2 separate regions of the Mus musculus genome follow, and region 1 is linked to region 2. The links are chromatin loops, found by intact Hi-C in ENCODE. Cell type or tissue: left cerebral cortex. All regions are shown on one strand. Links, peaks and the distances in the headings refer to the core of each region. The heading gives the core; the rest is flanking DNA. Region 1 has its middle 7.0 kb from the start of Gm31977. Region 2 holds the start of Jmy (junction-mediating and regulatory protein).

What was found. A loop is a pair of places that touch in the nucleus more often than their neighbours do. Peaks named below come from ENCODE experiments on the same cell type or tissue, not always from the same donor. Only the 100,000 strongest peaks of a DNase experiment are listed, where the experiment ranks them.
Region 1: a loop joins it to region 2, with 4 times the contacts of the local background. A loop is called at or near these places in 14 of 42 quality-filtered maps.

The regions. Positions count from the first base shown.
Region 1 is chr13:93,599,974-93,610,814 of GRCm38, forward strand. No RefSeq gene overlaps it. Among named protein-coding and RNA genes, the nearest start is that of Gm31977, 7.0 kb to the left of the region's middle. In left cerebral cortex, for the core only: no CTCF peak of the experiment used is centred there; DNase peaks (open chromatin) are centred at 4,933, 5,320, 7,155, 7,942 and 1 more place; H3K27ac peaks cover 1,857 bases.
Region 2 is chr13:93,493,829-93,504,669 of GRCm38, forward strand. Jmy (junction-mediating and regulatory protein) reads right to left here and starts at 5,980. Exons shown (of 11, transcript NM_021310.3): 1 at 4,474-5,980. The coding sequence starts at 5,478. In left cerebral cortex, for the core only: a CTCF peak has its summit at 6,677; DNase peaks (open chromatin) are centred at 3,312, 4,551, 4,729 and 5,932; H3K4me3 peaks cover 4,672 bases; H3K27ac peaks cover 1,964 bases.

The sequences.
Region 1 (10,841 bases), core at 1,779-9,778, 110 kb after region 2:
CCCCTGCCTCAGCCTACTGAAGCTGGGTTTGCAGGCGTGTACCACCACTCTTGGCTTTATTTTTTTTTTTTAAGGCTCTAAGGAGCATAGCCTTTGCCATAAGAATCAATGATACAATGCTCCTGCAAATGAGAAGGTGCACATGTTTAAGTAGATGCTGTGATGGTTTAAATATGACCGAACCCTGTAGATTCCTGTATTTGAATGCTTGGCCTAAGGAGTGGCAGGCACTATTAGGAGGTGTGGGCTTGCTGGAGGAAGGAGATCGCTGTGGGGTCAGGCTGTGAGGTAATTATGCTCATGCTATTCCCAGTGTGGCTCACAATCTCCTGCTGCTACCTGCAGCTCACGATGTAGAATTCCCAGTTCCTGCCTGCCTGCCCCATGTCTGCCTGCATGCCACCATGTTTCCTGCCTAAACAAATAATGGACTAAACCTTTGTAACTGTAAGCCAGCCCCAACTAAGAGTTTTCCTTTGTAAGAGTTGCTGTGGTCATGGTGTCTCTCCGCAGGAATGAAAACCAAGCTAAGTCAGGCACCTTTAGCACCCACCACAGGCCAGTTTGATATTCCACACGTCACACTGATGTTGCTGTTTAAGTGTCAACCACATGGTTATGTATAGCATGGAGAATGAGACCCAGACTTTCCAGCAGTGATCATAGCCGAAGGGAGCTGCTACCATCAACCTTCCTGCCTCCTGCCTTCCCACCTCAGAGTCGCTCGCACACCATTTTCTCCAGGAATGGTCACCACATTCAAGTTAACAACTGGGAAGGGTTTTGTAGATCCTTCCATCTCAAGTAGTTCCACCCCAGAACCCCAGATGTTTTGTAGGTATGGAAGCTCATATAATTTGAGGAAAAGAATACAAAATTGAACATCTAAAAAGTCATACAAGCCGGGCATGGTGGCGCACGCCTTTAATCCCAGCACTCGGGAGGCAGAGGCAGGCAGATTTCTGAGTTCAAGGCCAGCCTCGTCTACACAGTGAGTTCCAGGACAGCCAGGGCTACACAGAGAAACCCTGTCTCGAAAAACAAAACAAAACAAAAGTCATACAAAAGCAAATACCAGTTAGAAAAGGAAATCGCAGCAAAGCTAAAAACTTGTTAAATAGCCCAGCCAGAAGAACAATACATATTTTTATTGATTACCTGAAAAATACATTTTTGTTCACCATATGATTCTGGTATACTCTCATTCATTACCTCCTCATACACAATAATTGTGTGACATTTTCAATGTAAGAAATAAGAAACAACTTTTATGTTTCATTATTCATTGTTAGTAATTTCATGAACATTTTAGGATTGTTAATATTTATTATATATTAAATATAGATTCAATATTTATTATTTATTAAATAGATATTTAATAGCTTTAATTTTGGGGGTATTTTTAAGTGTTTGGGCTTTGGGGTATGTGATGGAGTATATATGCAGCATATGCCCTGTGTGCATGTTATATGTGGTGTGGTGTTGTAGTAAATCTTTAACCTCAATAAGCCCGTGCAAACACACACACAACTCGGTTATAATATTTATAGGCTGTACGCCTAGATCGGACAGATCTACCACTACACTAATCTATTCCCCAGCTATGAGATCCCTTGCTACTTGTGGCGTCTCCTTCCAAGTGTTACTTCCAAAACTGTGCAGTGACATGTCACTAAGACTTAGTGGTGCTCCGCCAGCTTGAACACCCTGCTCTAGTAGTTGGCCACACCACTTTGGCTCGAGGAGAGTCACATGTGCGCACTCGCCCAGGAGCTATCTGGGTTTGCGAAGGGAACACACACACACACACACACACACACACAAGTTCATTTTAAAATGCCTCGACTAGCTCAAAGGCTGGGCAGTTCTAATCCTCCCCGTAGCTAGCACACATTTCCTTCCTGTAATTCTGGTTTAACGCCCTCTAATTCTGTATTTTATCTTTGTTGCCCTGGCTCCTTCTGGGCCGCTCCCTAGTCTTTGCTGTCCAAGACGCTTCTGGGCAGCCCTTCTGGGGACCGCATTCCTTCTTAAAGACGTTTTGGATGCGTTTCCTTCTGCAGCTCTAAATCTGATCCATCTCCCTCCGAATCATGGCGATTTTGTTTCTCCTCTTTTCCAGTTCCTAGCCAGTGCAAATCTAAAGATTCCCCCCCCCCCCCCCACACACACACGCCCAAGTCTCCGTCTGCCCAGTCATTGGCTGTTTGGCAATTCTTTATTACCAATCAGAGCCAGCTGCGGGGCATGCTTCCTTTTGCCACACACAGGTTTTTTGGATAATACAATTAGCAAGAGAACACCAGCCGCTACCTGAGACTGTTGACAAGTCAGGAGAACCACCAGACTTGAAAGGTCACTCAATCACTCATTAAAGTTGCTCATCTCCGCAGCGCCAGTGTCAGTAGTTTACTGTGTGTGGGGTCCAGAAGGGTTTTACATCTCTGGACAAGCTGGGTTTTACATCAAATACATAGGCTTGGGAGGGCTGCACAGTGTCCCCTTAGGGTGTTGTTTTAATGGCAAAGAGTCATTATTAGAGGAAAGGTGGGCAAGAGGACCCAGGGATGAGTTTCCTGGAAGATGAATGGTGGAGAGAACTCTGAAATGGAAACTGAACAACCACTTGGGTCTCCCAGAGGACTGTCCCAGCCCCGGTGGGAAAATCACACATTTTGAATCAGGTACAGAGCTGTGTGCTTCGGTGGTCACACCATGAGTTATGGAAGACGTGGATGGGACCTAAGTGTGCGGGCCACACTTCTCTAACCTTCGTGTGTGTGTGTGTGTGTGTGTGTGTGTGTGTGTGTAATGAAATACTTAAGTATGATTAGTTTTCAGAGCTCCAACAGCATCAGTCAAGACCAAACTTTGAATGACCCAGTGAAGAGAAGGAGTGTTGAGTGAGCTCTGTAATGATCTGACACGCACTTTTAAATTAGACAGCTTAGTGTGGGCAACCTACTTATCCTGGAGGTCCAGGGACTGCAGCTGGATGGCCAACGTGATATTTGCAGGCAATTGCTAAGAGTAAGATTCCTCAAAACCACATTCAGCACGTAAGCATCACACTTTTATGGAATTAAACGGAAACGAAACTATTTGGCGGCTTGATGATTCATTTCCCATTCAGCAAATATTTTCGGTGTCTTCAATGATTTAATTTGATATTTTCAATTTATACCATTCATTTTAATTATTAAGTTTAGCAAATATTTTCAGTTGTCAATTTAGCTAAATGTTTTATTTAGCAAATATTTATTGAGACTAGTATGTGCCAAGAATGTATTGGCAGCCGGAGATCTTGAAATGAATTCTAAACTAATCAGCTCATTGCAGGAAGGTGTGTGTAAAATCAGGAAAGATTAGCAAACACTTGGCCACTTTTAGTTAGACTCGGGGTGTATTCTTCTCGGGGTGTAGACACGGTAGGCTTTAGGCAAGTCTCAATTTCTTCTCCTGGAAAACAACAATGTTTGGTTGCTCATATTCTTGCTTCAGGACTCTAAGAGACAGCCACGCAACAAGCACCCAAGCAATGATGTTATTATTATCATAAATGTTTTTCTTCTTCCACCCAGGCACCTGCAACAATGCCAGCATAGAGAAGCAGACACTCAATAAATGCTATTGAATCAGCAAACAAATTGGCAAACAAGATAAAGCAACACCCATCTTAATGATCCATCCCATTTGTGGATAAAAGTCAGGACATGGCTGGCAGGTTCTTCTCATATAGCTCCAATTACAGCGGGTAATGTGTTATATTGCCACATATCTTTAACATGGTTCTTTCTCTTACTGTTTAGAGGAGTCATACATCTTCCTGTCAGACAGCTTTTCGTCTATTCAAACATTTTTACCATCTCTTTTATTAGCAGAGTCTTTGGTGTGTGAATTTGTAGGCTCTTTATAAATTATACAAAATAGTTCCAGGAAATCTGAAGGTTTCCTAGAAACATAATGATCTAGTAGGAAAAGCCTTTCACATCTTTGAAGATTCCCAAGAGGACGTGGGAAACTATGACTTTAGAGTCCTGTTGAGATCAAAGTCATTAGGACCTCAGAACACACATCATGGCCAGGTCATTTTCTTATACCATCGGGGGTTATGGGATGGGCTGAAAGGTCACTTCTTCAACTTTCCGCGGTGCGTGGCTCAAGTCTCAGGCCTCTTCCTTGGGATCTCTTTGTGTTTGCTCCCCTCTCGCCAGCCCCTTCTGCCTCTGACCACATCTGCCAAGGACAATATCTATGGATTGGTAAAGGGAACATGGAAGAGAAGATCCTGTTTGCATGTGTAGCCTGAACTGCCGATGCATTCTTTTTCTGTATAATTTTGCTTTTAGAGACCGGGTTTCTAAATGTAGCCCAGGCTGGTCTCACTTTCCTGATCCGACTGCCTCTATCTCTCCTCTGCTACTATTGCAGGTGAGCACCACTGCCCTTGGTCTAATGTGCTCTTCATACTGACTTACATCCTGTTCTTCACTCTTAAGCACTAAGTTGAGCCTGTGGGTTATTACAACTTGAAAGCTTAATGAAGCCTGAAAGGCTCTTATCAATGAACCACTCTGCCTGCTTGCTTGAACAGTCTTGAGTCGCTTGAGGAAATGTGTACTTGAGTTTCCTTCAAAGTAAACACCACTGTCTGTCTTATATTTGCTCCCTGGTGGGAGACGCACGGAAGCCGTTCTCTGGGTTTAACTAGCCCTGTAGCTGATGTTGCTATTGGATGGTTTTTTTTTTTTTTTGTTGTTGTTGTTGTTGTTGTTGTTTTATCCTGTTTAAAAACTCAGGCCCAGATACTGAATTGCACACACAGTCAAAGTGAAGAATTGGGAATTTGTTTTGTTCTTTTCCTGGCTGTTTTTCATTCTCTGCACGCCCACTCCTGCCCACAGATTCAAGGCTCCTGTCTCTCACCAACACATATTTCTGCCTACAATGTACTCGCTGGCTAATTTACACAGCTCTGATTCATCCCGACAGTCATATGCTTCCGACAGGTGGATACCCCTGGGCAGTCACCTGGAGACATTGTTCTGTAATAGCACTTATGTTTCACAGTAGTGTGATGTGTCACCCTTGTTTTCCAGGCAGAAGATGTGTCAGAATTCCAGCTGTTTGTCTATACCTTAAAGATATTTGTCGTCCTTCTCCCATTCCAGTGGGCTTGGGATTTTGTTTCTTTGTTTGTTTTTTGATAGCATTTTTTCCCTCATGTTTCTAACATTCTGCACATTCTTTCAGATATTGTGCTGTCCCTATGTTGTTCTTCTTTTCTCATCTACCTTGTAAACAGTAATTCGTTGCTCTGGTAACGTACTAGCCCAAGATGACTCCTGTGGAGCCCTGCAGGTTGCAGACAAAAAAATGTGGAAGATGCAGCAGCTGTTCAGACGAAGTGGATGAACTTGGCCTGACACCTAGTCAGGAGGGCTGACCTGCTACACTCTGTGTGCCACCTGGGCTGGCACACAGTAGGGAGGGCTGACCTGCTACACTCTGTGTATCACCTGGGATGGCACACATTAGGGAGGGTGGCCCTGCTACATTCTCCCTGTGTGTCACCTGGCCTGGCACACAGTAGGGAGGGTGGCCCTGCTACACTCTCTCTGTGTGTCACCTGGTCTGGCACACAGTAGGGAGGGTGGCCCTGCTACACTCTCTCTGTGTGTCACCTGGTCTGGCACACAGTAGGGAGGGTGGCCCTGCTACATTCTCCCTGTGTGTCACCTGGCCTGGCACACAGTAGGGAGGGTGGCCCTGCTACACTCTCCCTGTGTGTCACCTGGCCTGGCACACAGTAGGGAGGGTGGCCCTGCCACATTCTCTGTATCTTACTCTTCTACTTCTCCCTCCCTACTGCAGTGTTCCTTGGCTCCTCAGAAACTCAGGGCTCTTTACAGTTTCCTGTCTTCCATGAGGAAGAGCAGCAGTAAATAACCTTTGGCTTGTCGGAGGCACTCACTGCATCAGTTTTCAGCCTGCCTCCCTCAGTCTCGACCGGTCAGTCTGCCATTCTTCTGTTGTGTGTCCACTCAGCTCCAGTCAGTGGGCTGAACTAGGAGTAGATGGCTGATCCCACCTGCCAATCAGATTCATTCAGTGCCTGTTGGATCCACAGCTCTTGCCCTTCCTTCAACACTTAGTAGGTTGGTATATTGCCCTCACTTCCTGGTAATCTTTAGACTCCACCACACAGCCCCTCAGGCAAGACCTGCCCTTCATGGAAAGTGGGCATATTTGAGCAGGGCTCTATTCCTTTCCTGTAGGTGTACCGTGGGTTCCAATGGAGGCCTTTCAAGAACACACGGCAGAGAAGAGAGGAGGGAATGAAGGTGCAGCCAGGAAAGTGTTCAGTGATGAACCCCACCCCCTGGGGGGTATAGTGGGTACAGGATACTGAGGGTCTGTCCACTTCTTCTGCAAGCACGGGGGTCGAGGACCTCCATCCTGAGTCAGGGCAGCTCCCCAGGTTTCTAACATTTAGTTAAGATGCCAGATCAAAGCCCTAGCCAAAGAAAAGGAATGGAGTGAGATAGAACTGAAGGACTGAAAAAGTCTAAGGGCAAAGCACGGGCCCCAGACACCACAGAGCAGTGGTTCTCAACCTTCCTAATGCTGGGACCCTTGAACACAGTTCCTCATGTTGTGGTGCCCCTCAGTCATAAAATCATTTCACTGCTACTTCATAGCTGTAGTTTTGCTACTGTAATGAATCTTAGTGGAAATATCTGATATGCAGGATATCTGATACCTGATCACTGTGAAAGGATCATTTGACCTTCTCAAAGGGGTCGTGACCCACAGGTTGAGAACCACTGCCACAGAGGCTCTGATACCTCCGAGCCCGGGCTGTTGGAGTGGAAAGCAATCCTGGTTTAAGCATAGCTTGGCCGGAAGGGACTGATGGAGGAAACTGGCAGGGAAGGAGGGTGCGAGCTGGGTCACCTTGGATGACTCTGATTTTCTAGGATGATGACCTTCGTCCGGAGGAGGCAGTCAGGCTTCACTGACTGCAGGAGGAATTGGAGGGGCGGGGCCTGGGAAAGAGCAGGAAAGAACACGGACATGCCATGCGGACTGTGGGTGGCTGCAGGCACAAGCCTCAAAGGAGAAGGGTGGGAAGAGGGAGGACTGGGTACAGCAGTTGGAGGAACAGTAAGGAATCTTTTCTGTTGTGGGCAGTTTGCAAGAAAGTGGAAAACCCGAGCGGTCTGCTGTGAAATGGAACTGAAACAGAAGGCCGGCCCAAGCAAGAGAAATAGGCTTCAGCATTGTTGAGGGTTTGGCCTCTGAGCAAATTTCTTTGTAATTGTTTTACAGAGTGGAGTGGGTAGGTTATTTGGGATCCAGGACTTGGCCTGTGCTGTGCTGGGACCACATTCTGGCAGAATTCCAGCTCATTTGGTTGCGCTCTCACTTGAGTTGAGAGAAATGATTGGACTGATCCGGAGTGGGTCCTATCCAGTGCTCTTTAGACTTTAGACTTATCTGTTTCATGCATTTAGATTTCTTACTGGGCCCCAAGACTTTCAACTTATTTTTTATTATGACACATTTATAATTACGAAAGTTGACATTATGATTTATTATATCACATTGTATCATCTACAACTGAAGGCTTTTGAAGTTGAGACTTCCAGGCAGGTAATGAGTAGCCAACAGGCACACGTGCATGTACACGCACATGCACACACATGCTTTCCTCTGATGTAAAATGCTGGCTCTCATCTCCACACTGATAGGCTTCCACTTGCTATGTCTCTGTAGAAGCATCATTATTTCCCAAATAATCCTCCAAATGGTACTGTTGAACCCCTCATATGTGCCTGGACTTCTTGAATGTGCAGGAGCTACATATAGCAGGCTGTGGTTGAAATGTGGAATGTCTGGCTGAAGCAGGCTCACGCTTTTGAACATGTGCTTCCCCGTGATGCTTAGAGACACCCAGCCTACACAGCAGCAGTGGCTTCTGGGCATGGGCCTTCAATGTGGGTGTCTTAGTTAGGGTTTTACTGCTGTGAACAGACACCATGACCAAGGCAAGTCTTATAAATGACAACATTTAATTTGGGCGGGCTTATAGGTTCAGAGGATCAGTCCATTATCATCAAGGTGAGAGCACTGCAGTGTCCAGGCAGGCATGGTGCAGGAGATACTAAGAATTCTACATCTTTATCGGAAGGAAGCCAGAAACAGACTGGGCATCCTCAGGCAGCTAGGAGGAGGGTCTCCAAACCCATTCCCACAGTGATACACTTCCTCCAACAAGGCCACACCTTCTAATAGTGCCACCCCCTGGGCCAAGCATATGCAAACCATCACAGTTATTTCTGGTACCTATCTAACACTTTTCTTCCTGATTCACCAGGTGTGAGAGCCTCTGCCACACTCTCTGCCATGCCTTCTGTGCCTTCACTCCCATAACTGTAACCACGAGCCCAAATAAATGTCCCCTCCCTCTGTCTAGTCTTTGGTCACAGTGACCTATGAGCGGGGCAATGTCCTTGTCCTCACAGGGCTTAAGGCATAGGCCCCAGGAGATACTGCAGGAAAGAAGCAGGCCTTGTGAACACTCTCCAGGATGAGAGCAAGGCTGTTTGGCCAAGTGACGTGAAGGTGGGCACTGAAGTGGGTGGATCACTTTGAGCACTGAAAAGGGACTTCTAGAAAGAGTTTCATCTGGCAGGAATGGCAGGAAGCCAGCACCTTATTGAAATCTGCAGAGCATCACATGCCTGCCTGAGGAGCAAAACAGCTCAGAGAGCTTTAGTGAATAAAGAGCACTGCCCTGTGGGGTCTGATGATGTGGCTGAGAAGGTTTAGAATAGTTGAGAATTGAGAATAGTCTAGAATGGGTCTTTATTATTGGCTTTCTGCCAGCAGTGTTCATGGAAGTCCATCACGGCAGGCCTACCTGCTCCTAATGAGGAAGAAGAGTAGAGAGGCCTCTTTGTCTTTGTTGGCAAATATTTTACATTTGCATCTCCCACGGCAAGAAAAGGTAGCACCACTAATATTACCCACAATGCCAAGGGCCTTTGGGAACACTTTGATCTTGCTTTTGTAGCACTCCAAAACCGTCTGCTTAATGTTGGTCGTGTTATGACTCTCGCGTGATATCATCATTGGTGAACCATTGATGGGACAAGGGCAGATCTTACCAAGAACCCTGGAACCTGTCAGTAATTCATTTACACAGGAAAGTTCTGTCAGGTTTATCACTTGGAATTTCTTTTTAAAATTATTTATGTGTGTGCACATGTGTGTTTTCATGTGTGTTTGCTTACACATACATGTATGCTACATGTGTGCGGGGTGTCTGCAGAAGCCAGAGGATGGTGTTGGATCCCCAGGAGCAGGAGTTACAGACAATTGTGAACTGCTTCACGTGGGTGCTGGAAAAGGAACCCTGATCCTCTGGACGAACAACAAGTTCTCTTAACCACTGAGCCACCTCTCCAGCCCCTATCATTTGGAATTTTATAGTCTAAGTGTGGAAGAACACATTTTAAAAACTTGTCTTTAATTCTTTAGGTATTGGCAGGAAAATGTGACCTCCTTGGATTTTTTGGCTGCACTCTTAGCTGCATGAGACTAGAGGAGAGGTCTCACACACACGAGGGATGTCTCTTTGTCATCTCATATGACTTCAGGCCAGCCTAGAGAGCACAATGGCATGGCCTCCATGAGGCCAGGGACACTGACTGTAGTAGCCTGTTGACCCTGTAGGCTCAGAGGAGAAGGCCTGACAGGGCAATGGACCCTGTGAGGGGTGATTGAACCACTGTGAGCAGCACTGTACGCTGGAGCAGCGATGCAGTCTCCATAATGCCATTCAAGGCCAGGGCCAGCAGAGGAACTTCTGTGGCCCGGAACCTTGACCTTGTCCTGTGTCTGACATGAAAACGTTCCAAGCTAGAGTCCCACACTAGGTAACCCATTCTCACTGGACCTGGTGACAGGAACACCTGCTGGCTAATGGCAATCATCTAGTCCCTGAGGTCCTTCCCCTCCTGGCACCCAGGGCTTCTCAGGGTAGGATGCAGGTGAAGGATAAGAAAATCAAATGCAGAAGGGGAGAAACCAGGACTGGTCCTGTGTCATCGGATTCAGGGTCCGGATGCCTCTCCCAGGGGGCACAGTTGGCAGTGGCCATTCCTAGCCTAGAGGAGGAGAGAGTTTTGACGAAGGTACCACAGGCCACCAGAAGCCATGTAGGAACTGGTCCAGGTTGGAACCACTGTCTGAGTAACCCTGAGAAGGGACATGGGGCCCAGGCAGCCATGCTGGTGTGGGCCACCAGGCTGTACTGATCTGTGCCTATGTTCTTGGGATCAGTCCAGCCTGGAGACTCTGGGAATCATCACACTGCTGAAAATAGCTCCATGAGATGGAATAATTCTGAGATTTCTCATTCCCAAACTTTCCTCTTCTTCCTAAAATGTGAGAAGCCAGCTCTGTCTCTTCCTAGGAGGACACAGAACTCTAGAGCAGGGATTATCCTCATAACGGTTTCTAGAACTACTATTGCTTATGTAAACTTACAAAAACCTCCCAGTCCTGGAGACAGACAGCTATGCTGTGAAAAGCCACAGACCCAACCCCCTTAAGAAACAGTACTTGGTTTGTACGTGTAATGGTTTCAGGGTTCTGTACCAGGCAACACTATGCTCTTATGGTGTCCCTGCCCCCCACCCCCACCCCCAATATCATTATTTTAGTCTGATGTCTGTTTAGCCAGGGGAATAATTAATTAACAATTAAATCTGCTGGAAACACACTGCCAACAGCACTCCGTAAATACTGACAATGACTGAGGCTGCTCTTTA
Region 2 (10,841 bases), core at 1,779-9,778:
GAAACCCTGGCTGGAAAAAACAAACAAACAAACAAACAAACAAGTGAGCTGAGTATCAGCATTCGCCTTTCTGCTAACCACAGAGGAGCAATGTTACCAGCTTTTTCATGTTGCCATGGCTTCACCACCATGATTAACAGCAACCTCACACTGTAAGACAAAATAAACCCTTCCATCCAGCCAGCACATGAGTGAGGCCATGTCAGAATCCCCTATCTCAATTTGTATGACCCTATAGTGTTTCCAGAAGTTGGTACTGTATGTTACAAAATGCTACAAAAGTAAAAAGAACCTTGACCTGGGGGTCAAGGCCCTCTTTTACAGGTGTCCCCTAAAGACCATCAGAAAACACAGGTTATTTACTTACATTACCATTCATTAACAGTAGCAAAATTAAAGCTGAAGTAGCAAAATTAAAGCTGAAGTAGCATTGAAATTAATTTTATGGTTGGGGGTCACCACAACATGAGGAACTGTAAAGAATCACAGCATTGGGAAGGCTGAAGAACCAGGATAATCGTAGCATAGAAAAGTAGAGGCAGGAGCATCAGGAATTCAAGGACAGGCTGGACTAACCAAGACCCTTTTCTAATGATTTTTTTTTTTTTTTTGGTCAAGAAAAGGAAAAAGCAAGTAAGAAAAAGAAACCAAACAAGTAGCAAGTTATGGCAGAAAAAGCACAAGGTTGGCAGGACAAGCCTAGTCTGCAACTGAATGTCACTCTAGCCAAAGCTATGCCCACTTTAAGCCTCAACCTTGGCAGACAGGCCGGGCAGTGGTTGGTGTACACCTTTAATCCCAGCACTCGGGAGGCAGAGGCAGGTGGATTTCTGAGTTCAAGGCCAGCCTGGTCTACAGAGTGAGTTCCAGGACAGCCAGGGCTACACAGAGAAACCCTGTCTCAAAAAAAACAACAACAAAAAAATATATATATAGGCAGACAGTCACTTAGAGTTAAAACTCAATGGTGGAGTACTGCCTAGCATCAAGCTGGCTTCCACCAGGAATATTTAGAGCTCAATTACCTAACTGGTGCTAATAAACACAAGTTACAATCCTCAAAAGATGGAACGACAAACTACAACATCTTGATTACATGAAAGAAAAAAAGCCATACTTATTGGAAGCTACCTTTGTAAAATGCTAGCTAATTACTGATTTCATACAGTCCTAATTTGTAAAGCATCCTTCGGTTACTTCTCTGCTCTCATCCTAGACTGTAATGAGTCCTAATCAAAATCCAGGCTGTTCTGACTCCAAACCCTGCTAAGTCGTACGTACACTGTGCCTCTTTGACAGCACTTTCTGCTCTCAATGGTTTTAACTTGGATGACCTTGAACTTGTGATCCTCCTTCCTGACGCCCACTCTCAAGTGCTGCATCTACAGTGTGGGATACTAGGGAAGGCTACTGTGCTGGAGATTGAGACCAGGGCGTCAGATGTCCGGCAAACACTCAGAAGCCACTCTTCGAGCCCCTAAGCCTTTTTGCTGTGTAAAAGTGTAACAAGTCGAGAGTCGGGATATCCCAGTCAGGAGGCTAAGGGAAGAGGATCATAAATCTGAGGACAGTCTGGGCTGCATCTCGTTTCTGAAAGCATCTTCCTTGAAGAATATACATCTATCAGTTTATAAAAACTGTATTTACCTACTTTACATTAAAAGGACATGCCTTAGTTATGTTGACTGCTCTGAACAAGTGGCAGGGGAATTCAACCCTGTCAAGGCCTTGATATGTTACAATGTTAATCTACACTTTTTTTTTAATGGGAGGGCTAGAACTGTAGCTCAGTGTAGAGGATTTGCCTATGTAAAAGACCTTTTGTTTGAATACCCTAACTGTAGATAAAACCTCTCTTAAGTCACTGATCTAGAACAGAAACAAATATGGAATTTATAGCTAGGAAAAAAATCATACTATGAGGGCAAATAAGATTCAAGGAAATTGAAGAAAGAAAAATATAAACAAGAAATACATTTTAAAAGTATCATTATTGAATCTGATTTACCAGATATAATTTTGTCCAATTCCACAAGCTATGTTGACTGAAAGATAACACAAAACCAAGTAGGAAAAATAAACTCAACAGAACTAATACAAGTGACATATAATTGCTATAAAATAGATTTTACCCTTAAAAAAAAAAGTAGCTACAGTGTGCGTCTATCCTTTCAGTGCTAGTAAGATGTTGTACTCAAGGGAACCCTGGGCTGTTCAAGGCTTACAGAGTCCTGTTTCACCAACCAATGTTACTGCCAAGGGATGGGGTATTGTAGTTCACTGGCAGATCACTTACTTAGCATAGTGCAAACCACCCCACATACCCTGCCGGACACAAAAAAGCAAACCACTAATACAGAGAAGAATGTAGGCAGTAGAACACATTCACAACCTACATAGTTACTTAGAAAGAAAGGTTCTTGATACACTTCCATCCTCATGTTCATGGAAGACACTAATCTCCACACTGAACTCCATCTTCCAGTATAATTCAGGGTAGGTATTATAGACAAACGTGTGTTATCATTGAGAGCTATTCTCAAAATACCATTCAAGTCAACTTCATAAAGAACTGAAAGATTATGTATTTATTGTTAAATTTATAATAAACATTTGTTTCCCAAGACAAAAGACTCTTTAAAAATTGTTTCGGGTTTTTTTTTCCTCTGCTAAACAGAATAAAATAGGTATGTGGTGGCTCCCACCTCTAATACTAGCACTAAAGAGGCTGAGCAGTAGAATCTGGAGTTTGGGGCCAACTTATGCTACCTATTAGTTTCCAAGCCACTCTGGCTACAGAATGAGACCTTAATTTAATTTTTAAATTTCATTTTAAAAAACACCTCAAAGAGAATAAAACATCTAGTTAATACATTTTTAACTAAGAAAATGTGTTTTAGAAAAAAACTAACCCTCAAAACTGAGTCCTAGAAAATTAACTTTTTGGAAGCTCATTTTTAATAAAAGATAACCACCTTTTATTATGTATCAAATAAGGTTAAAGCACACATTTTAAAATTAGAGATAAAGAGTTTCTAGTTTGGAAAACACTAGCTATCATTTCCAGTCTGAGAAAGGAGCACACACACCATTGGTTAATAAAACACTACTTCAAAAAGCTTAAGAGAAATGCAGGGTAATATGAACACTAGAAAGAATGTCTTATTTGTCACCTCTTTCCAAAAAGATTATCAAAGTCTCCAGGAAGTGAGCTAGTAAAGGGAGAAATGAAAACAGGTTCCTGAACTCTAGGAAGCTCCACATGATGCCTACCATCCAGTAACCCAGAGAAGTGTAGTCCTTCAAGACAGCTTGTGACTAGGTGCTTCTGGCTGTCCTGGAACTCCCTATTCACACCAGGCTGGCCTTGAACACACAAAGATCCACATGCCCGAGTGCTGGGATTAAAGATGTGAGCTAGAGTGAAGAGTCTTGATAGAGGAAGTTGTAAATGTATGCATAGTGTATGGTGTAAGTGAGAAATAATAGTCTAGCAAAGTCAAACACCAAATATTCTAGTAAGAAACTAAGAACATTCCAGGTTCCTGGCCTAATATCAGTTAAATATACATACAAATGACAGCAATTCAGGAATAAAAACTCCATGAAACAGAGCTTCTCTCCATCCCAAGTTCAAGCACAAAATACTGTGACATTAAAACAAATTGCTTTGAAAAATTGTATATTGCCCATTAGAAGTCACCTTATTAAATTACACTTTTTAGTACATTTCTACAGAAGAGGCATGACTATAAACACACACTGAAGAGCTCACTACGTATAGCCTTTATTTCCTGTTATTTAAAGACTCAAGAAGTATGTTAAAGTGTTCACACTACATATAAAAGCTCAAAGCATTCCTGCCCTTGACCTACCTTCTCCCTAAAACAGGAGTGAAACTTGAGCCATCTGTAAAGACTTCATAGTCTAAAATCTTACTTATGTCAATTCTCATTTGGTCAAGTCAACACACTTTTTAAAAAATAAATTTAGGGCTGGGTGTAGTTCAGTGGTACACTTTGAGCACCGCAAAACGCTGAAAAGTAAAATTTCATACTTACCTATGTTGCCAGAGCACACAAGGCAAACAAAAGCAGATCAACTTTGATCGGTAAGACAACAATTTTCAGTACATAAACATGACACCCTGAAAGAAGAGCTAATGTCTGGGCAAGCTACTTTAGGGGGAGAGTAACATTCATTTAGTTTAAGATTACAGAATACCTGTTTTTCTAAATGCTTTTATCTCTACCTGTATTTTTAGTAAACTGGGTACTTTTTGGAGGGGTAAAAAAACTCAAAACTTCCCAAAGATCCATCGCTGAGATAAGTAAAGAAAGCCGATCAGGAGCCCTCCTGTTCTTCCTTTTCCCGCGGCTAGAAAAGAAGACACTTCGCAGACCCCAAACCCAGGCTCCAACACTTGGCAGTGAGACGTGAAAACTAGGACCGCTGCTCGGACTCCGCACTCACCTCCTGGATGCGCCTCCTGGCCCGCTGAAGCACCTCTTCATAGCCCTTCTGCCGCAGCTCGCTGAGGCTTTCGTAATACTCCTCCGGATCATCCGTCTCGGTGAAAAGAACCTGAGAAAGGATCTTCCAGCCACACGTGTCCAGGCCGTGGCCCAGGTATACCTGGAGTTGGTAACATAGAGCGTCGATCTCCTGCTCGGTCATCTCGGGGGCGCCCCCAAACAGCACCGTCCACATGCCTGACGGCTCTTCGGGGAACACCGGCAGACACGGCTCCAGCTGGGAGTTTACCGAGCACAGCTGCTGATGCACGGCTCGCAGATCCTGGAAGGAGAAAAGCCCGGCCCAGCTGCATTCTTCGGCCGGAGACTCCAGCTCCGCGGCAGACGGCGGCTGCTCCGAGTCCGGGAGCGGCTGTGGCGCCTCGTCCTCCCTCACCATTTCCAGGACCTCGATCTCCTCGGAGACCGCCCCGGAGGCACTCACCACCCGCACCGACGACACCGGGGGCACCGGGGGCGCCGGCGGGGCTGGCGTGGCACTGGCGGTCGCATCTCGGGATTCGGCGCTTCTGCGGAGCGGGCTGGCCTTAGCCCGCGCGGGGCTACGGAGAGGACTCTCCGGTCCTCTGCCCGCGGGACCCCGAGGAGGATCCCCCTTCAGGCTGCGCGCGCTGCGCGGAGAGCCGCCCTCGGCCCAGGCCTGGCTTTTCCGTGGCCCGGGACTCCGGAGCGCTGCTGTAGCAGAGGCAGCGGCCTCTGACCGACCCCTGGCCGCGGGGCTGCCCGGACCGCGACTCCCATCAGACGCGGGCGTCCCCGCCTGTTCCCGGGAACCGCTCCTCTGTCTCTGGGCCGTCCGGTTGTGACAGGTTATAGCAAACTTGCCTTCGATCTCGTTCCAGGCCACAATGAACACAAACTTGTGCTTCTCGCGCTCGTCGAATACGTGGGGCCGCACCGCCACCCAGTCGGACTCGAGTGTCTCCTCCAGCGCGAACGACATGGTAGCTCCGGTGCCCGGCGAGGGGGGTCGCCCGCCCGGCCGAGTCTCCGCGGTGGCCGCGCCCCCAGCTCACCCTTGCGGGGCGCCTGCAGCCATCTTAGCGCGCCGGCCGCTCACCCACCGGCTCCTTTGTGGTGCGGCTCTCAGAAGAGACAATACGCGGCCCGGAGCAGGTAGTTCACATGGTCACGTGCGGCCGGATCTGTTTACAAGCCGCTCGCTGCCGCAGCGCAGGGCCCTGGGCCGCCGGACCGGCCTGCGCGGAGCCGCGGGGCTGCGTGCTGAGGCGCGCGTCCGCCGCTCGCCCGCCGGGGCCTACCTCCCCGCCGCCCCTCTGCCCCCGGCCAACAGCGCCCAGCCAGCCAGAACCAGAACCAGAAAGCAGACTCCTAAAGCGCTAGTCTCAGCGTCGCCACAATGTTGCCATTCGGCTGTGACGTCTGCGGCTCCACGAGGGACGTAAACACGGGCACGTGCGGCACGCTGCTGACGCGGCGGCGGCAGCAGCGGCAACGGGAGCGGCGGCGCGCGTCCCGCCCGCCCGGCGGCGCCCCGCCCCCCTCCGCGTCCCTCCAGCCGCGCCTGCGCGCCGCCGCGTTCCTGGCCCCAGCCCTGCCCCCTTTTTCCCGGCCCGGAGTCTGTGGCTGCGGGATGACGCTTTTCTGCAAGATGAGAGACTGGTGTGCCCGGCCGCACAGGTTGCTTTGAACCCCCGGCAAGAGGAGCAAAGGCAGAGGGACTCTGAGACTTTGTTCAAGGACCTTGATGTAGCCCTCCTTCACCCTAAGTGAATCTGGATCGCCAACTGTGTTCAGACGCGTCCTAAACAGTCCGGGAACTCTGCCTTGCTTTACAAGGCTAAGCCAAAGGGTTCCATTCTCCCCTGACATCCTTCAGACACAATTTAAGTTAGACATGTATGCAAAACAACTCAGGAGAATACGAAAACAGTAGGAAAATTCAGTCACGTCCTAAAGAGCGTGAACATTTGTCTCAATTTATCCTTCTTTTATTGCTTCGGCTTTCCTCGTTGTGTACTGTTCTGAGAATCTCTTTGGGCAGTCACTGCACTAAAGTTTTGACATTGTATTCAGTTATCAGAGTTCCCAGAAAGCACAAACAAAAAGTTTTTATCAGCCTGGCAAGGCAGTGCATAACTATAATCCCAACACTTGGTGAGTAGAGGCAACCAGATATGGTAATTCAAGGCCAGCAGGGGCTACAAAAGACCTTGTTTCAAAAACCAGCCAGAAAAATCCAATTATTCATACTAAATTGTGTTGAAACATTCCTAATATTGTCTAGTAGGTTTATAATCCACTTTATATTATTGGCGTCATCTTTCCTGTCAGTGTCTAAGGCATCAAGCAGGCACTAATGTATAATAGGAATTAGTTCTTTTACTTTAAGCCACATTTCTAAAACGTGTGAAAATCATCTGAGTCACCCTCACGTTGTCAGCTACACACAGTTTTGTATTGGCCTGACATCTAAATTGATAGTCAAAAGTTTTAGACCTATCTCTTGGCTGAACTTTTTTTTTTGTTTTGGTTTTGGTTTTTTGGAGACAGGGTTTCTCTGTGTAGCCCTGGCTGTCCTGGAACTCACTTTGTAGACCAGGCTGGCCTCGGACTAAGATATCTGCCTGTCTCTGCCTCCCAAGTGCTGGGATTAAAGGCGTGTGCCACCACCGCCTTGCTGAACATTTTAAACTTTAAACATCTGCTTTGAAACCCATGCCTACTCTTGGACCAAACACACACACACACACACACACAGCAAGATTCAGAAAAAGATAAAAATGACTTCAACCTTTTGGAATTCTTATAATGAGCTGCATATTTTCAAAGCTTGTACATATGTGTCAGCTCTTCCGTGCAAATCAAAAGCACCTTTGAAAACGCTGGGAGAGACCCAAGTATGGTGGCCCACTCCTTTATTCCACAACTCAGTAGGGAGAGACAGTCAGATCTCTGGGAGTTCATAGCCAGCTGGTCTACAGGGAGAGGGAGAGGGAAGAGGGAGGGAAGGGGAAGAGGAGGAAGAGGGGAAGGGAGAGGAGGGAAGGAGAGGGAGAGGAGGGGGAGGGGAGGAGAGGAGAGGGGTCTGGGGTGTTACTCAGTGCTTGGGGTACTTACAAAGCACTCATGAAATCCTGAGTTCAATTTCCAGCAACACAAAAATAAATAAAATGCTAAAGGAAAGAAACCCACTGCAAATTGGAGTCTTCAGCAAGTAACGTTACAGAAAAATTGTCCTTTTGATAAAAAGATAACTGCTTAGTTTTTTTGTTTTTTTGTTTTTTTGTTTTTTTTTTGTGATAGAGTTTGAAATCACCAGCTCTCTTTATTCAATACATTTATAAATCTGCAGAATGCAGGCTAAATATGCCTAAAAGAAATCAATGCCAGGCTTGGTAGCTATACCTCAATTCTACCATCTGGGAGTCTGGGGTAGGATTGCCTCCTGTAGTCAGCCTGAGCCACAAGGTTAGTCTACCTCACACAAAACAGAGCAACATTTGATGTACATGGATTAACTGTCATACCTATCTACTGCTATAAAATTGTGACTTATCACAAACCACGGAGGGGAAACGGGTTCATGTTTACACAGGTGTTAAGTATTTTCCCCTAACATACTTGCCACTGTGCTTTTTCAAATGGGAAGTCTCGCTGTTTCAAGTTTCCCCTATCTTAGTCATTGTTAGCCGACAAATGAAAAGAAACAAGCCAAATTCCCATGACATGTTACTGTAGTGCTCTAGCATTCTCTATTTAGGTCCATATCTGATTGTTGGGTGTGTAAGTTACTCCCTGGGAAGAGGTAAAGCGACAAGAAAAGCACGAACACACCATGGCAACTTTGAAAAGGCTTAGAAACTATCGAGGATTGTTTGGTAATCTGGGAACTATTTTAACACTTTGGGCCTTTTAACAGAAACTCTAGTCGTCTGTGATGTTCAAGAAGCCTACCATTCCCTATACAATGTATCCCCACAATGCCATGCAAGGTAGGTATGAAGGGAATGAGTAACTTTAGCTTTGTATGTGAGGGAACAGGAACCCTGGACACTTACAATCAGCCTCAAGGGGAGGAAAGTGAATGACAAGTTCAGGGAGCAGGTGCTAAATTCACTGACAGCCACACTAGATTTTCCCAGAAACAGACTCTGGAAAGAAACTGGGAGACTTCAAGGCCTGGCAGAGCTAGGGGAAAGTGAGATATGAAAAAGAAAAGAGATCTCAGTAGGATTTGGTGCCTTGCATAGTGAAGCATGTTGAACTACAGGACAAAGTATGACTCTCAGGGGTCCATCTCTGATGGACATAGTGAAGCCTTGCTTGGTCATTGGAGGCCCACCCTGAGGAAAGCATGACATGAAACTTGAAATTGGCTCAAGAAGACCGTAACTACTGAGTACTGTCAGTTGATCAAGTCTTACAGCTGGGGTCGACCCTTGTTTTTGTTGCTTAGTTAATTTTGAGTCTTGTTCAAAGAGTCTTACTTCTTAGCTGAGCCTGGTCTTAAACTTGCCCACCTCCTATCTCAGCCTTCCTGAGATGATGGACGTAAACCACCATATCTTCCTCTGGTAGCTGTGAGGAAGTGAGTCTTTCATTTATCTATTTATGTATGTGCTTATTTATTTTGAGGCAAGATCTCTCTATATCACCCTGGCCAGCCTGGCCTGGCCATGTAGACTAGGTTATCCTCTCACTCACGGAACTCCGCCTCCGCCTCCGCCTCCGCCTCCGCCTCCGCCTCCGCCTCCGCCTCCGCCTCCCAAGTGCTGGGCTAAGAAGCATGTGCCAATCTTGAAGGAGGACTTGATTTGAACATCTTCATATCTACCACAGCACAGCCCTGTGTGTCACATGACTGTTTCATAAACACATCTGGGGAGCTGCTCTCCCCAAATACTAAGCCTCATGTTTTGAACAGAAATTTTTATAAAGGAGGTTAGGGCAAGCTACAACCTCTATGACTCCAATTGCTTTCATGGACATACCTAACTTATTATCTTCTCCGTTCTGCATTCTAAAGTCCTCTGCTCTCCCTGCTAGCATCAGGTGCTCACCTGGTTACAAGGTCCAAAATCCTCATTCTTGAGAGGTCTGAATCCTGATAATTTTGCTCATATATCATTACTATCATTACATCACCATACATGTTATAATTAGGCACGGTGGCATAAACCTGTAACCTTAGCACTTGGCAGGATGATCAGAATGATTCAGGTTGGCTTCAACTACATTGTAAATGTAACTTTTATTCACCTGACGGTTTTGTCATCTCGGAGGCTTACTGCCTCTGTCTGCTAACCTAGGCCTTGTCCTGGAAGCTTCTAGCCTCCATACAATCTTATCTAGGCCTAGAGTGTGTTCAGCCTCTGAGACTTACTGCTGAATAATACACCCTTTCTAGGTATTTCTGGCTGGCTGGTCAACTCAGCAGTTCTAATTCAAAGCTCCTCTCCACACTGACAGATTCAAACTGGCTTCTTCCAGCTTCTGACTGAATTGCTCTGTTTGGTCTCATGCTAACTTTGACAATCTGTTCTAATCTTCTGTCTTCACCTGTGTCTAGCTTGTTCTCTCCCTGCACCCTGTCTCTATACAACTGTCCCAGTAGCTCTGCCCTCTCTCCTTTTTTCTCTGCACTGCTCTGTCTTAAGTAGCCTCTCTTTTCTCTCTGTTTTTGTGAGAGTTGGGCATAGCCTACTCTGTCAAATCTTCCTTTGATTCACCCCTTTGTCTGCCTCTCAATTAGACATCACTTTCAAACAATGGTGCTTACTTCCACAAACTAAATTAACTTTCATTGTTTGGGATTAAAGGTGTGAACTAGTATGTGTCTGTATTCCAGCCAGAGGGATTAAAGGTGTGTACTAAGGGCGTGTCTATATTTCAGCTAAAGAAGCCATAGTACTGGTTTAAAATACCTCTATAGTACATAGTGAATTTGAGGCTGATCTAAGCTACGGTCTCACAAAACAAAACAAAACGAAAGAAGAAAGCCTACTAGGGCAAACACCCCAGCGCATCACTCCAGTCCACGTGTGCTTCTTCTTCCTGCAAACCCGTGCTCAGGGCTAAGGAGCTCTTCTTATGACACACTGATTCTTTATCTTGTCCTAGCTGACAGAACCCAAAATGTCCAGTGGAAGATGTTGCCTTAAAGTCCAAAGTCCTTTGCTATGTCCCAGGCAAAAATAAATCCCAAGACCCCTAACCCTGAAGAATCCAGAACTGCGGTGAAGTCCTGCGAGTCTCCAAGAGTGTATGGAATGAGGCCATTCTTCATCTCTTGGTTCTCAGACTCATGTATTCTTCCTACTGGGAACATATGCCTTATAAATG